Regions from separate parts of the Mus musculus genome. Here region 1 is linked to region 2. The links are chromatin loops, found by intact Hi-C in ENCODE. Cell type or tissue: left cerebral cortex. All regions are shown on one strand.

Region 1 (8,000 bases), 76 kb after region 2:
TTTGATGTTAGGTCTGACATTGCTCTCAATGACAATTTTGTAAAGCTCATTTCTGGTATGACAATGAATATGGCTACAGCAACAGGGTGGTAGACCTCATGGCCAACATTGCCTAGAAGGAGTAAGAAACCCTGGACCACCCACCCAAGCAAGGACACTGAAAGGAAGAGAGAAGCCTTCAGTTGCTGAGGAGTCCCTGTCCTAACTCTGCCTCCAACACTGAGCATCTCCCTCACAGTTTCCATCCCAGACATCCATAATAATCGGAGGGGCCTAGGAAGCCCTACTGTCCACATTAATAAAGTCTGCTGCATCAACCCCCCCTCCAAAAGAATAAAACCCAACTTCTCAGTGGTAGCTCTGAAAGCTAGGAGGGCCTGGATGGATGTTCTACAAACTTGGAGAATCCACAGATGCCAGAGCAGACTACTATGTCAAGCAAAAACTATCAACACAACCAACAGTGAAAGAAAAAATTCCATAATCAAACCAAATTTAAACAAGTTTTATTTACCAATCCATCTCTATAGAAGACACTAGAAGAAAAACATCAGTCTACATAGGTTAAATGACATAAGAAGACACAAGGAGCAAATAACTTCTTGCCAATAAATGGAAAGTGGGGGATACACACCATAACAACAAAATAAAGAGGAATCAAGTAATGCTGTTCATTGATGACTCTCAATATTAGTGTTCTCAATTACCCCATAAAAAGACACAGGCTAACAGATTAGACTGGAAAACAGGATCCATCTTTCTGTTGCATGTAAGAAGCACACTCATAATTGAAGATAGACATCAGCACATGGTAAAAGGGTGGAAAAGATATTCCATGCAAATGGACCCAAGAAGCAAGCAGATATAGCCATCTTAATATCTGAGAATATAGACTTACAACAATACAAAACATAAGTTATAAGGAAGGATACTACCTACTTATCAAAGGGAAAAATCCATCCAAAAGATATTGCAATTTTAAACAGTTATACACCAAATACAAAGGCACCAAGGTTCATAAAAGAAACACTGCTACAGCTAAAATCCTATGACACTCACACACTGAATGGGTGACTTCAGTCACCAATCCCATACCCATTCAATAATCGGGTTAACCACCCAGATCAAACTAAAGAGAATATTGTAATTAAATAATGTCATAACTCAGCTCACCAGAAATCTACAGGACACTTCACTCAAACACAAAATACTATACCTTCTTCTTAGCTGCTTATTGAACTTTTCCCAATTTTGACCACATATTTGGACACAAAGCAAATCAACCTATACAAGAAAATCAAGAGTATATCCTTTATCCTGTCTCACCACCAGGAATGAAAGCTGGATATCAACAACAAAGACAACTAGTGCTCTATGATTTATCCATCAACCAAAAATAAGAAGAATAAATAACTCTGTTCATTGATAACTCTCAATTTTGCTTTCTTTTTTGACATCTATAAAACCAATTCTTGAAGTTCAGTCTGCCTCTGTATTCCATGAATTCATGTGTTCCATGTATTCATGTGTTCTATATATACATGTATCCATGTATTTCATGTATTCATATGTTCTATGTATTCTATGGATCTATATATTCTATGTTCTGTGTATTTATGTAATTTATGTATCTGTGTATTCCATGTATTGATATGTTTCATGAATTCCAGTGTTCAATGTATTATATGTATTCATGTATTCCATGTATCCATGTATTCATGCATTCCATGAGAACTCTGGACAGATATATCTACTCTAATAAACCGCTTCCTCTGGGCTATATGGATGTCACTCTATCATGCTAAGAGGATGGCAGATAACTCTGGGAGTTTTCATATGTTTTGATATTAATATCACATTTATACCAAAGCTTATGTTTACACATTTCTTTATTACATAATAACTTAAAAAATCCTTATAAAATAAAATCAGAATTAATATTGCTTTATTATATAATATAATATATTATTATTATTATTTGAGTATATAAAAGAATCATCAACATTACATATTTCAGCTGGTATGAAATAAACAGATTTAATATGCCCCCCAAAATAAGTTGAATAGCCAATGGTTATGAGGAAATTAATCCACACATGGTGGTATGGTATAGGCAGGCACATAGATATTGTGATTTAACTCAAATCCATTAATTCATAATATTACCATGTTTGATGGGAATACTTGATTAAAATTAAATGAGTGAAAGGAAAATGGAAAAGTTGTAAAGTATATGAGAAGGATTATCATATTATACATTTACTAAACAGGTGATACCTTTGACTTTTAGAATATTATTTAAAAATTCACTTCTGAAATGTATGAAATATTCCTAGCTACTCCACTTATTAACACTTCAAGGAGAATATGTTATGTAGGAAGAATGTATTTTGAAAGAAGTTAGAACATACTTTGGGCAGAAACATTTGCTTGTAAAATAGGCATGGGAAATCCTCAAGACCTGATATGATAACTCTTCAACATGACACACTAGTTTTGGGTTGTTCTAATTTTTAAATTTATTTGATATTTCTTTCATAGAACATTAGTCATTCTTTGAAAATATTTTGTGGAAAAATTCCATCTTTATCTTTATTGAAGAATTTCAGAGTTTTTATTGTCGGAAACATACTGTAGATAGCCTAGGAGAACTCGACATGAATGGATTTTAAAGTTCATTGAGCATGGAAAATTTTTTTTGGAGAATGTGCTGGCACATTTTACCAAATAAGTTTGTATGTAGCACTGTTTGAAAATGCTATCCAACCCTCCCTGGACATGTTTGCTGAGGAAGTAGCAGAGGGTGAACTGGAAACCCCAACTCCTACCCAAAGAGAGGAGGCAGAGTCAACAGGAGATGGCCTGATGGATGTGATGTGGGAGTATAAATGGGAGAACACGGGGGACGCCGAGCTGTATGGACCCTTCACCAGTGCCCAGATGCAGACGTGGGTGAGTGAAGGTTACTTCCCGGATGGTGGTTATTGTCAGAAGCTGGACCCTCCGGGCGGCCAGTTCTACAACTCCAAGCGCATTGATTTTGAGCTGTACACGTGAGCCCGCTAAGGGCCCCATGCGGCACGGCAGCCCCTTCTTTCTTGAACTTGGCAGAGGAAGCACCAGCTGCTCTGGGCAGTGAGGATGTTGGAGGCCACTTTAAAGCCATTGTTTCCCAATAAAAGCCTTGACTGTGCGATGGTCAAGAGCCAGGGCTTCTCCATTTAAAAAAAAATGCTATCCAGACAAACAATGAGGAAGAGGATTCTCTGGCTTTAAAATGAACTATATAGTGCATTCAAAAGCTTGATACAGAGGACATGTATTTCCCATACCCTTGCACTATCTAGACCATGATATTTGTTTGGATTATTAAGATCTGGTTTTGAATTTGCATTCTCCTTATAAGTAAAGCACAAGTAAATGATAAAAGAACAAAAACAAACAAACAAAAATATTGCTTACTCATGAAATATTTTCCATTTTTTTTATTATTGAAAAATATTCTTTCATGCAATATATTCAAATTATGGTTTCCCTCCTCAACTTCTCTGATACCCCACCTCATCTACATTCAAATTCACACTTTCTTTCTTTAGAAAACACAAATACATCTTAATAATAATAATAATAATAATAATAATAATGTAAGATAAGATAAGACAAAAACAAACAGACAAACAGGACAAAATAAACAAGAAAAAGAGCCAAAGAAAAACGACAAAACCATGAAAAACACATATAGACACAGAGACACTCATGATCATACACACAGAAATTCCATAAGACTGGAAGTCTTAACATAAACACAGAGCACCTGGAAAGTTAAAAAAAAATTCCCTGACAAAACATTATGAGGCTAAGACCCTTGAAAGATGCCCTTGAATTTGTTTTATGTGTTAGCTGGGTGTGGGGCCTGTCCTTAAGAGTGGTTTGTATACCCAGTGAGACTCCATCGAAGAGAACTAATTTTTACTTGTGAGTATATTAATTGGTGACAGCTTTTGGGTTAGGACTGGAGGCATGTGTCTACTTCCTTTCTCAGCACTGGGGAAACCTCAGTTGGCACAGACCCTGTGCAAGCTGCCACAAACTATAAGTGCTCCAGGCCCCAATGTTTAGAGAGCGTAGAGATTTCTTCCATACCCTCTAGCTCTCCCAATTTTCATGCCTCTTCTCCTTAGGTTTCCTGAACTCTGAGAGGAGAGATCCCATTTAGAACTTAGTGTTCCAAGGTTCCTTACAATTGTAACAGGGCCTCAGACATTAGTAGTTTCTCAGACCTTATGCCTTAATGATGGAAGTACGATTCAGGACATAAAACTCTACACCACCTGCCAAAATGAAAACAGAGACCCAATCCATCAAAGTCCTTAGTTCTGGGAAAAATCTCTAAATGTACTAACCTTGCTTTTTTCTTTTTTTTTTTTTTGGCTTTCGTAGTTCTCCTTCTGGCTAACTGTTCTTGTTAACTGAAGTATGTCAACCCAGAATGTGGTGGCTGTGCTTAAAAGCTCACCCTGAGAAAAAGGCTTTGAACTACACTGGGATCCCGAACAGCTATTATAGTCACTGGCCAGCTATTCTATTGGCTTTAAACAGTGACTGAGTAGTAGACAGATCACAATATTCCCTGCACATTGCCTGGCTGTGTGTCTCTATATTTGTTCTCATCTGCTATAGAAAGAAACTTCTTTGATGATGGCTGAACAACACACTGGTCTATGTGTGTAGCAGATGTCATTATGAGTCATTTTATAAATATATTACTCTAGCAAAACAGAAGTGCTTGCTTTTCTCCTAAGTCCCTGGTTAATTCAGTCTCACGTTGTTGGCCACCAGAGCAGTATTGGGGATGGAGTCCATCTCATGGAGTGGGCATTGGTTGGTTACTCTCACAAGCTTTGTGCCTCTATAGCCCATCTTGCAGGCAGGTCATCATTGGATCAATTTTTTGGTAGCTGTTTTGATGTTTAACTTCCTTTGGTAGCATGCAGAGATCCTTCTCGTACCATGAACACTAATTAGTAGGTGAAGGCTCTAGGTAGTCACTTGCTTAATTTCTCCCTGTGTTGAATGACAGGTACCTTGAAAAAAGATGTGTCACATGTAATTCTGGAAGATCTAGGATACTGTACTATTTTTCAACATAGTCATGTAGCATTAGCATTATGCCATAAAGCCTCCCTAAGTTGATCAAGTTAGAAGAGTCCTTTATCGTCCTTACAGTAAATTGACTCTGTCATGGTTTCTAATTAGATTAATAATCACATGAGTGTAAATGGGACATTTTCTTTTTCACAGTTTTCTCCCTGAAGAGGATTGCATTTTTGAAAGTGTTTGATTTGACCTTTAGTTTGTAATTTATTTCTTGTAAAGCAAAAGTTAGGATTAAATTATGCAATTTAGATAAAACCACGAGAAAGCAATGTAGATTGCGACTGTCCTGTGAAAAGTAAGCAGACTGGTTTTATATGTGCAGCTACAGCCCCGTGCATTTCCCTTAGCGCCTCTCCCTCAACACCACTAGTATCATACTGAAGCCTCACAGACTCAAGTGTGACTTACAAAGGACCCATACCATGAGGGAATGGGGCTGTATGCTATTATCACATATATTTTTTTTAAATATGGAGGGTGATTTGATAATGTGGTTTCATCTTTGTTTTTACTTTTGTACTTCATTTTACCAGATAAAATTATTCCTGACAGACTAATTGCAAGACTTAAAGATGCTCCAGTATGTTTTTTTTTCCAGACCTCATTGACATACTTAATTGACTGTGTATTTAACCAGATACCTAGGATTTCAGCTCCGTTGCATTCCAAGTGTGCTGAATTTTAGAAAAACATTTCAAAGGTATAGCTTTACTTTTAATTCACATGTAGTAATCACATCCTTTTGGGCTGCAGTGTGATATTGGCTGGTGGGCATGTAAAATGACCTTAACAGGGTCATTGGTATGCTTCTCACTTCAAACATTCATCATATCTTCGTAGTGTAGTCATCCAGAGTCTTGTCTCTTATCTCTTTTGAACAGTTACTCAAGTAACTGTTGCCTTGCCATAGTCTTCTAGCTGAGAAGAGGAAGGTGTTTTTCTTTCCTTGTAAGATGATGTCTCCAGCAATACACTTCACATATTCCCTGTGTTCACTTATATCTATTTTATCTTCTGCTTTGATATGATTAAACTTTCAGTTTTTAATTCTCTGTTGCTAAAAATGATGCTTGCATTCTTTTTTATGACTGAATAGTATTCCATTGAATATAGATAGCAGCTTTGGTTTATTGATTTAGCTTGTCGATTGAATTCGTACCTTGTGGGTTAAAATGGTGTCCCGTATCAGGTCCAGGGCTCCGGCTGCTGGGTGAGGTGGGACTCGGTAAGTTTGACAGTGTGCACCCCATGCTGCTGCTGGGCTGTAAGAAGCCGCAGGACCCAGTTCCAAGGGTGGAGAACCGTAGTCTGGGGTCCTGTGGGACTGCAGGAGTTGGGCTTGCAGGTCCCTTGGCCGTGGGAGGAATGTCCAGGAAGGAGAGCTTAATTGGCTAAACCATTCAGACTTTTAGGTGCCTCATTAAAATGGAGTCCTGTCTTGAGGCTACATGACCTGAAGTTACATCCTCTACCTGTGGAGGGGCTTGGAACATTGCCCTATGTGACTGATGGCCACAGAATTATGGAGAGCTGAGGCCTCTTGTCAGGAGCCTGGTGTCTAGGAGTGTGGCAAACACCTTCCATTCCTTGTAGTTATCTGCTAGGTCTTCAGGGTTTAAAACTAGCTCAACCAGAAAACAGGTTGCTTTTCACGGTCCCACAACACCTTGTCACTTGTGAACAAGGCTGCAATAAAGGAGCAGATGCAGATATATCTTCAGTAGTTTAAATCTTTTATTATGATATGGTACTAATTTTAAAACTATTTTCTCATTTATTGAGGTGGCCATGTGGTTCTTTTTTTCAGTTAGTTCAGATATTCAATAATAGTAGTTTTCTAATTAAAATAATTCTTATATTATTAGAATAAATTCAACATAAGCTTTTTATGTTGCTAGTGTTTATGTATATATGTCTGTCAATATATGTGTGTCTATCTATCTATCTATCTATCTATCTATCTATCTATCTATGTTATCTGATTAAAGTTCATATATACATTGCTTAAAGCCTGCTGCCTATCTATCTATCTATCTATCTATCTTTCTATCTATCTATCTTTAAATGAGATTGTTCATACCTGCTGCTGCCTGTGATGTCCTTTTTAGCAATTCCTTATTTTCATCCAGGAAGTTACATGGAATGGAATTGACATTATATGTAGAGATATTGACAATTTCAGAAACTGTCTTTAGAATAAAGATATTATAGGAGTGACTGTGGTTCATAATTTTGGTGATTATTATTATTATATATCTGTTAAATATTAAGAAAGAGTGAAAAGAAGTGTCAGATCTAGTAGAACTAAAAGAAAGCCTAGGTCTTTGCTTTCAGTTTGACCTTTATTATGTATATGCCTTTGCAAAAAAACAATTAGAATTTTTGATGCATTTGAAAAAAATGCTGTTTAAAGTTAGAGGCTAGGTTAACAAAGAAGAGGTAAAAACAGATTACACAAGAGACCTTTATATTGGACTAGTTTAAGCATGAATATGACTTTGAAGTAAGACACAGAAATAAACATGGAGGCCCAAAGTCAGTCTTTAATCTGTCCCTTAATTCTGATTCAATTCAGACACCCAATTGGTGGTTTTTTCCCTCTTGCTTTTTGTTTTTTTTTTTTTTGGTTTTGTGCTGCATATAATTCAATATCACTAAATATGACTTTATTCATTCCATGTAGCTATAACAGTATCCTTCTCATTTATAACATTGAAATTGACAGTATGATATTATAAATTATGACAGTGAAACTGAGTTATTCTTCATAAATCTAGTATGTTGCCTGTAAAATAGCATGTACTCAAAACTTAAAATGGATAATTCTTCTAATGTTATAAAAT
Region 2 (8,000 bases):
ATATATGGGGAGGCTGAAAGGACTGAAAGTAATTAAAGGAAGCTTAAAATAATGATGTTCTAGGTTATGCCTATTTCTAAAATGTCCCCTTCCTTCCATGTCACTCGTCACATCCTTATTTACCAGCTTAGCTGTTCTAGTGCCTATGACCTCATTGGCCCGCTCTTACGGATTCATCACTTCCTTATCTGGCATCCAGCCTGGAATAACACACATTTTATTACTGAGAATATCCCATTATGTCAAATCAATAAAGGAATTATCATTTTTGAAGGGAGATGGAGCTACGCTGTAGTATGTTTCATTGCTTTCTGCCTCCCTGACTGGGCAAGTCACTTAGTCTTGAGTCTGAGCAAGTCTTAGCTGTAAATGATAATGATGACATTATGAACATTAAATATAGTGTTCACACATGTCCTGCATATAGGAAACACCTAAGAAATGACATTCATTGTTAATTTTTATGGATATATTATCCCTGTTAGATGGTCTTTCACTCTCATTATGCTCTTCTTTAGCTAATGGAAACTGGCATGAGGACCAGGTACATAGGAAGTACCTGATAAATATTTGAACCAGTAAGCATATAGGAAACAAAAAAGAGATAAATTAGAAGCGATATTTTGTGTGAGGGAATGGTGTAGAAGAGTTGAAAGGGACAAGAAATTAGAAATCTCTCTGATCTTACCAGAGGAAAGTCTTGCAGAGCATATTCAGTTTGATTGGCTAGTGAACTACAAGTTGGCACATTCAGGTTCAATGGTATCTGCTATGGTAAGGAGTGTGGGGATATAGTGTTTTGGGAGACAATGATATACTAAAAAAGTATGAGTAATGGATATTTTTAGAAAACCAGATTCATCCCTATGAACCCCGGTGATGGTTGGTCTTAATGTTAATTTGTCAGGAATTACAATCATGTGAGTAGGGAGTTTCACCTGAAGGATTGCCCTGATTTTCTCAGTGGGTGAGAAAAAACCTACTCCAGTGTGAATGGTTCCTTCTGGGAGCCGCCTAGATAAACAGAGAGCCTGGCACTGGGAACATTGTTCTCCTTTGTCCATACCTTCAGACACCAAGTGGGTTTCCCATTGCAGCCATGGCTGATGTCTCCAGGGATCGCAGAACCAGCATTTCCAGGCTTCATCACTGACCAAGGACTAGCCATTCTCCGGGAACGTTTAAGGTTTGCAGCTCCAGGTTAGGATTGCTGTGGCACCAGCCTCTGGGACTGAGTGCTGGGTTGTGGGCTTCTGGTGTGAGACCATGAGTGTGGGATTCACTCCAATTGCAGGTGTACCAGCCTTCAGTACTGAGTCACTGTGGGCTTCTCTGCTTCTAAGCTGATTTAAGGCATTCTTTTTACTATTCAGCTATAGGTTCTGCTGCTCTGGAGAACACTGACCTACTCAAACACTAATGACTTTAACATGTTAACATTTTTATTTGTTTATAAGAGGAACATGTGTGTGTTCACTACACCCCAAGGTTTTGAAAAAAAACTTGTCATACTGTGTATAGCCGTGTGATGAGATATTTTTGAGAAGGGAGGACTAGAGAAAGGTTTCACTTTGTTGCATAGGCTGGCCTTGAACTTGGGGTTATCCTTCTGCTACAACTTTTCAAGTACTAGGCTTAAAGGCAGAATCCACAAAACTCAGCATAAAGAAGATCCAGAGAAGATAGTCTATTCTGATGAAATGTAAGGGTGCCTTAAAGATGATGATTCATGACTTTAGAATAGCCATAAATCTTTGAGGAATGAGCAAACCAAAATTAGGAACATATGTCCCCTCTGCTCTTGGAATGGCACTTCCACGAGAGTCACCAGGAGTTAAATGGAATGATGACAAGCCACATATGGCACCAGATCTGTGCTAGATTAATAACAGTATGAGAACACAGTTAAACAGTGATAATCCCCTTGTTATCCAGTGTCTTTTCCCTTTCCAACAACCTCACAGTACATCGTTAAACACGCAAAAGACACTTGTTAATGGGGACAGCTGACACGCGAGGAGAAGCCATGTGGCCTATCTTTTGAAACAAGCTGAAGAGGCTGATTCTTCATTCACAGGACTGCAGAGGAGTCATTTGGAGATCAAAAAATGAGGCTAACCCTGACTAGCTTGAGGCGCTCCATCTGGCTCTGCCCCATGCTGTTGCCATAGCCACCCATCTCCTAGCAACAATGAATAGCATTTTCATGTCTCTACAGTGACAAAGCATGAGAGTGAAAAACATAAGTATGGCCACAATACACTAATAATCTTAGAGGTTATCTCATAAATTAAGTTCAATCTGAGGATCTGCATGAATATTTGATTTGGTGATTGTATTTTTCCTATGGTAGTCTTTTGTCTTGGTTTAAAATAAAGCAGCCTGACAGCCTGCTATTAAATATAAGATGACAAATACCATTACAAAGGGCACAATAAAGCTAAACTTTATTTTAAATCACACAGAAAAACAATCATCTTTTTAAATAACTGCCCATCAACATCTAGAACTCCGGGGACAAATGCCAGGGTGGGAAAACTCAGCCTTGGACTTAGAAGGAATATTCTGTCTTGACACATCCAGGCTCAGACAAGCCACCAGGAGCCTTTGCATCGAGCAAGGAGTCTCAGCTGAGGTAACTAATCAAAAACAGTAAAGAAGCTGAATAAAGAGAGAAGGAAAGGCCGTCTGCATCATGCTTGTCCTTGTGACAAAGTGAAAACCCGCATGACTCATCTAAGAGGATGCGGAGCTGTTTATTTCTAAAGGTTTGTGCCATACTTGAAGCATGCTTTATTTGAATATTCTGCCAGGAGAATTCCATTGGGATGGCGCCCATTGTTTCTTTTTTAATGAATAGTAACTCTCAACCAGAGAATGCTTTTACCAACCCTCTGGTCCCCACCTGAGAATGCAGAATTTTAGACAGCCACAGAGATGGAGATAGTGAAGTTTGAGGAAATTCTCATTTAAAAACATTTTTTTTTTCACCGTTTTTGTCAGCTACAGCTCATGACCCATCTCTTGTTTAGAAATAAGAATCTGTCACAGTTTGAATATTGCTTTCGTGATTTTTTTTTTTTTTCTATGAGAGCCTGGGCATTTGGTAAATGTCAGTGAAAGATGCAGGCAGTGAGAAGCCGCTTTAGGAATCCTACTGAGAGATTTCTCTGGAGGGGAAACAGCATCTAAACAATGAGGTCTGCAGAGTGGAATAAACAATCCAACACTTCTGCAGGCCATTATCATGTGTTTACACATTGCATGCGGAGTTGAGTTTAGCTGTGCTAACAGCTTTGTGAGAAGAAAATCCCCCCAAAATTAAATAATCAAAAGAGATAGGTGAATGCTGATTTTATGAAATAAACAGTGATTGAGGAGAGAAGAAAAACCAGCAGGACTCAGCAGGAAGCAAATTAATTCTTGCTGGAGATTTACTCTTCTCAAGAACTTAAATTGCCCATTTCCTAATCAGTACAGTTCTTGTATGTTGTTTCTTTTTCAGTCTTCCTAAATTTATTTCATGTTAGTGCTCTTTAATTTTTCACTCTATTGTTTTCTAAATTATAGTGTGAAACTCCAGTTCCTTGAGAGCCTCTGTGAAGTTCTGATCTCAGTTATTTACCATGCCTCTAATTTGATAACAGTAAAATTATTTTCCAATGATTACATTTATCTGTTTCATTTGCCCCTGCTTCAGAGAATGATGTAAGAGGAATACCTAATGTGCTTTCTTTTTTTCCCTGTGTCATTGGAATGATCCGTGACCCAGGCAATCCCATGTATTCATAATACTACTGTGTAAAAACTGAAGCAAAACTGTCTTAGTGTCCTTCCATGGGGAATGGCTGCTCAGTTACTGGCTCTTTCCATGTGCTCATGCTGTCGCAAGCAGGAAAAAGCACAAAATGTTGTTCTCCCAGCTAATTCTGCACACAGAGAAAGATGTCAACACACATTAAAACTGCAACCACATTTGAGAAGGCTCGCAGAACTCTGCAAATGCCATCGTTGTTTGCAGAGCTCGAGCTGCAGAGATGTCGTATGCTTTTCAATCTGCTTTTTACTCTTCTGCCGTCTTAAAATAAACCGTGTAATTCTGGCTCTTGGCTTTTGGATGTGAGTTATGCCATCAATCTGTTGTGATTCATTCACTACGTTATTTTAGGTCTGAATAGTTTGTCCTTTCTATAATAATCACTGTAGTGTTGCTTTTGCCTAGAGGAAGCTATGGTGTCTTTGGGACAAGCAGACAAGCAGAAAAGTGAGTGCAACAATGTGGTGTAAGCACTGGACATAAAAGCTTCCCTCCCACAGGTCTGTTGGCAGGTGGGAAAGTCTGAGTGGCACCTATATATTAACTCTGATACCAAATGATGAGTCCAGCCCTCCAAGTATGAGGAACTCCAAGTACTGAGTTCAGCACTCAGCTGAGTAGTGCCCTGTACTCTAGAAGAGATGTGTGAAATTCATCTTTGAGCCGATTAGCACATTCTACCAGTCTCCCTCTGCAAAGTCTATCTGCATTAAGGATCTTGAAGAAAGGGGAGAGTGTGACACATCTTTCAAGCATTAATCACCACTTCTTGTAACTATCAGAAGACAAAAGGGCTCTGCTGAATATCGAGAGAGCTGAATTAGTGCCAACTGTACAAATTACCAAAGGCGATGGAGAGAAGCCTTTGGCTTTTAATGGAAATTGAATCTTTTACAGCTAGCATGTTTTGAAGATGTCTTAATAATGGAAAAGATCAGAGGCATTCTTACAGGATGAGATGACGGTGACACAAAAGCCCTGAGACAGAATGAACATGACAGGACATTAGTCTTTGCAATGTCAGATCTTGCTGCTCCCAAGATCACCTGGCATTGAATTTGAAAAAGGTCAAATAGAGTAAAACAGTTTCAAAATAAGAATGGAGCCAGATCCTTTCAGGGTTGGATACAGGGCTGGTGAGATAACCATATCTGGCGTCTATAGTACATTATGAAATCCTATTCAGATTAGGATGTAATAGGGGAAGGACAGAATGTGTCTCAACATCTAACACGTATCTTTAATAAATATAGTATGGGAACTCCCATTTTTCTTTGTTTAATACATAATTAATTTATTTGTTTCTCTTCTCTATAATTGTCTAAAGTAGAGGTTTCAAGTAGGCACAAGTCTTGTATCTAAGTGGGATTAAGACATTGGGCCACTCTGTCTTGTTCTACCATCAGAAAGGACACCAAAGCTTTATTATTATTATTAATTATTATTATTATTATAAAGGTAACAGAGAATAGGCAGCTACTTCTTAGTGTAAGTAGCCCTACAATAACTTAATACTATACAAAGTAGGACATGCAGCTAGCTATCTAGAAAATGTGTTTTTGAATATTTGGACAGGGCAACAAATTATTAATTAGTCAATTCTAGAAATTAGAACCCTAGTCTTTTAAAGAGAGGCAAGAGACTCTCTTAAAAAGACTGTAAGATTCATTTTTTTTCATAATAGCTAGGAAATGGAAGCAGCCTAAATGTTCTCCAACTGATGAATGGATACTAAAAATGTGGCATGCATTTACTATTTAGCTATAAAAAAATGAAATCACAAAATAGGAAGGTAAATGGATGGAACTGGAAATGATCATATTGAATGAGGTAACCCAGACCTTGAAAGACAAATATCACATCTCATCTCTCATTTGGAGCTCAGAGTCTTTAAATAGGAATACTTACCTAGAGTAACTGAAGAAACCAGGAAAGTAAGAAGGGACCCTTGTGAATATGGGAGCAGGGGAGGGAAAGGTTGAATAGAGAGGGAGATAGTGGGGTTCAAATGATCTGAAATGGAAAATGGGAAAAATGGGGTGGCTCTAATTTGGAAATGGGGATGGAAATAAACACAGAAGAAGGAGGGTAAAATGACAGTGGGGAATGTGTAAAAAAGCCATAAATACTCATACTACTTATTACCTAAAACTACTTATAATACCTGAAATTCTGTTTATAAATATACATATACAGTATAAATGAAAACTTCATATCTGGACTTATAGTGCTACCCCAGGATCCAGAGACCATCTAATAAAACCCCAGATATCAAGCATGAGAAGTTGTGTTTTGAGGTTTTTGGTTAGGGTTGATCTAGAGACTCCCAGAACAATGAAGGGTATTGCCATTGCCCTTGGTTGCTCTTACAGGTAGAAGGTAAATCCCTGTTGCTGGAAAAAAAGTACATCTCAGACACAGTTCCCAGAAGCCCCTGAGCTGAATGTGGCTTGAAAACCTTGCTGAGGACTAGCGTTCATGGAACCAGAAGATGTCATGCAAGCTTTCAAAATAGAGATACAATTAACAGTCCTTCCCAGCTATGATTCCTATGAATCACACAAATGACCTGCATAGCAAGATAACCTTAAGAGTGCAATAGTGGCACACATACTTTGGTGGTAACCAATAGCTTTTTAATTGTATGAATGTAAGACCCACTTAAGAAGAGAAAACTCATGCCTGGTATTGAAAACCTAACCAAATAGGTGAATTTATTGTCAAAGACCAGCTTTGACATCCAGGCGAATTACGATTGGATGTAGAGTCATTTGCGGGGTGGGGAGCAGGCAAGGGCAGCAAATGCTGATGGTTCCTGACAATTAACTCTCTCTTGCTATTCTAGGGCCAGAGGTAATGGTTTTTGGCAATTGACTCCTGCTAATAACAGCAGGGCATTAGAAAAAGAAGTATAACTTCTTAGGGCTCTTTACTCTTTAACTCAGAGCCCCCACCCCTGAGCTTATTAACTCTTCTTTAACCAGAGAGAAAGGAAAAGAAAGTCACACACACTCACACCCACACCCACCCACACTCACACACACACACGCACACACATGCGTGCACACACGCGCGCGCGCGCACACACACACACGCACACACATGCGTGCACACACACGCGCGCGCACACACACGCACGCACACGCACACACATGCGTGCACACACACGCGCGCACACACACACACACACGCACACGCACACAATGATGCAGAAAGGAGGTACAGTTAGCTTTATTTTGCTTTCAGCTTTCTATAGCTTTTTAGAGAAAAGTTCTCTGTTTAAGAAAAATTACCTCATAGATAAAAATGTTACACAGGAGGGAGTTACAGCAGGATGCTGATTATAACTTCAAAGTAGTGTTTCATTCTATAAGCTCATTAGTTCAAAGCAGTGGTTTTACACGATCTTGCTTTATCATAGTGTACACCTATAACCTCATCCTTGGACCTGACCTAGAATGAAATTTTTTCCCATGATCATTAATTTGTTCTAAATCTATTCTATTTCCTGGTGCAATCTACATGATTGTAGTGCATGAAAGCTCGTTGTCCACCTTTCCATGAAGCCTTTTCTTCCTATTCCATGAGAAAGGGGCACATTCTATTCTTGATTCTGACTTTATTATATCTTTCTGGCACAACAATTTAAACCATCTTCTTAAACTTTCTATCAATTATTCTAACTTCCTAAATTTATTTGAATCAAATCAGGAATTCTATATATTCATTAATACATTGAAACATCTTTGTTTCATGAAAGTTCATCTTCATGTTGATTCTGTGAACCAATCTAACAGACTATAGGCAGAAAGGTCTTTCTTTGTCAATCACACCATATCAGAAAAGGAATGACAAACATGAGAAGGCACACCAGCAGCAAGAAGCAATCCTGGAACAAAGCACCTGGGGCTGTGCCTTTCCAGGGTTCATCCATTACAGCCATGCAAAATGGTAGACTGTCTCCAGGAAGCTTGCTTGTGTGCCACAACCTTCCCTCATGGCTTTCACCAATTTATGGATTTTACTAAACCAGCATAATTCCTAACTATATTCCAAACATTGTTCTTAAACACATGGATAAATGTTCACTTCTCATCAAGGAAAGTTCTCTTTGCAACAGAGAGAGACCTTTACAGAAAACCACAACTGACTGAAATGCAGAGTTGTGAAGCACAGTCCAAAC

Evidence for each region. Hi-C counts contacts between places; a loop is a spot of excess contacts. Peaks named below come from ENCODE experiments on the same cell type or tissue, not always from the same donor. Only the 100,000 strongest peaks of a DNase experiment are listed, where the experiment ranks them.
Region 1: it touches region 2 in a loop (4-fold over the local background); 4 of 42 quality-filtered maps call a loop at or near these places.

The regions. Positions count from the first base shown.
Region 1 is chr1:98,264,385-98,272,384 of GRCm38, forward strand. No RefSeq gene overlaps it. Among named protein-coding and RNA genes, the nearest start is that of Gm29461, 95 kb to the left of the region's middle. In left cerebral cortex, no CTCF peak of the experiment used is centred here; a DNase peak (open chromatin) is centred at 4,690.
Region 2 is chr1:98,188,242-98,196,241 of GRCm38, forward strand. It overlaps Gm29461 (predicted gene 29461), which reads left to right. Exons shown (of 4, transcript NR_151613.1): 4 at 1-2,457. Among named protein-coding and RNA genes, the nearest start is that of Gm29461, 19 kb to the left of the region's middle. In left cerebral cortex, no CTCF peak of the experiment used is centred here; DNase peaks (open chromatin) are centred at 2,138, 2,715, 3,189 and 4,035; H3K27ac peaks cover 3,423 bases.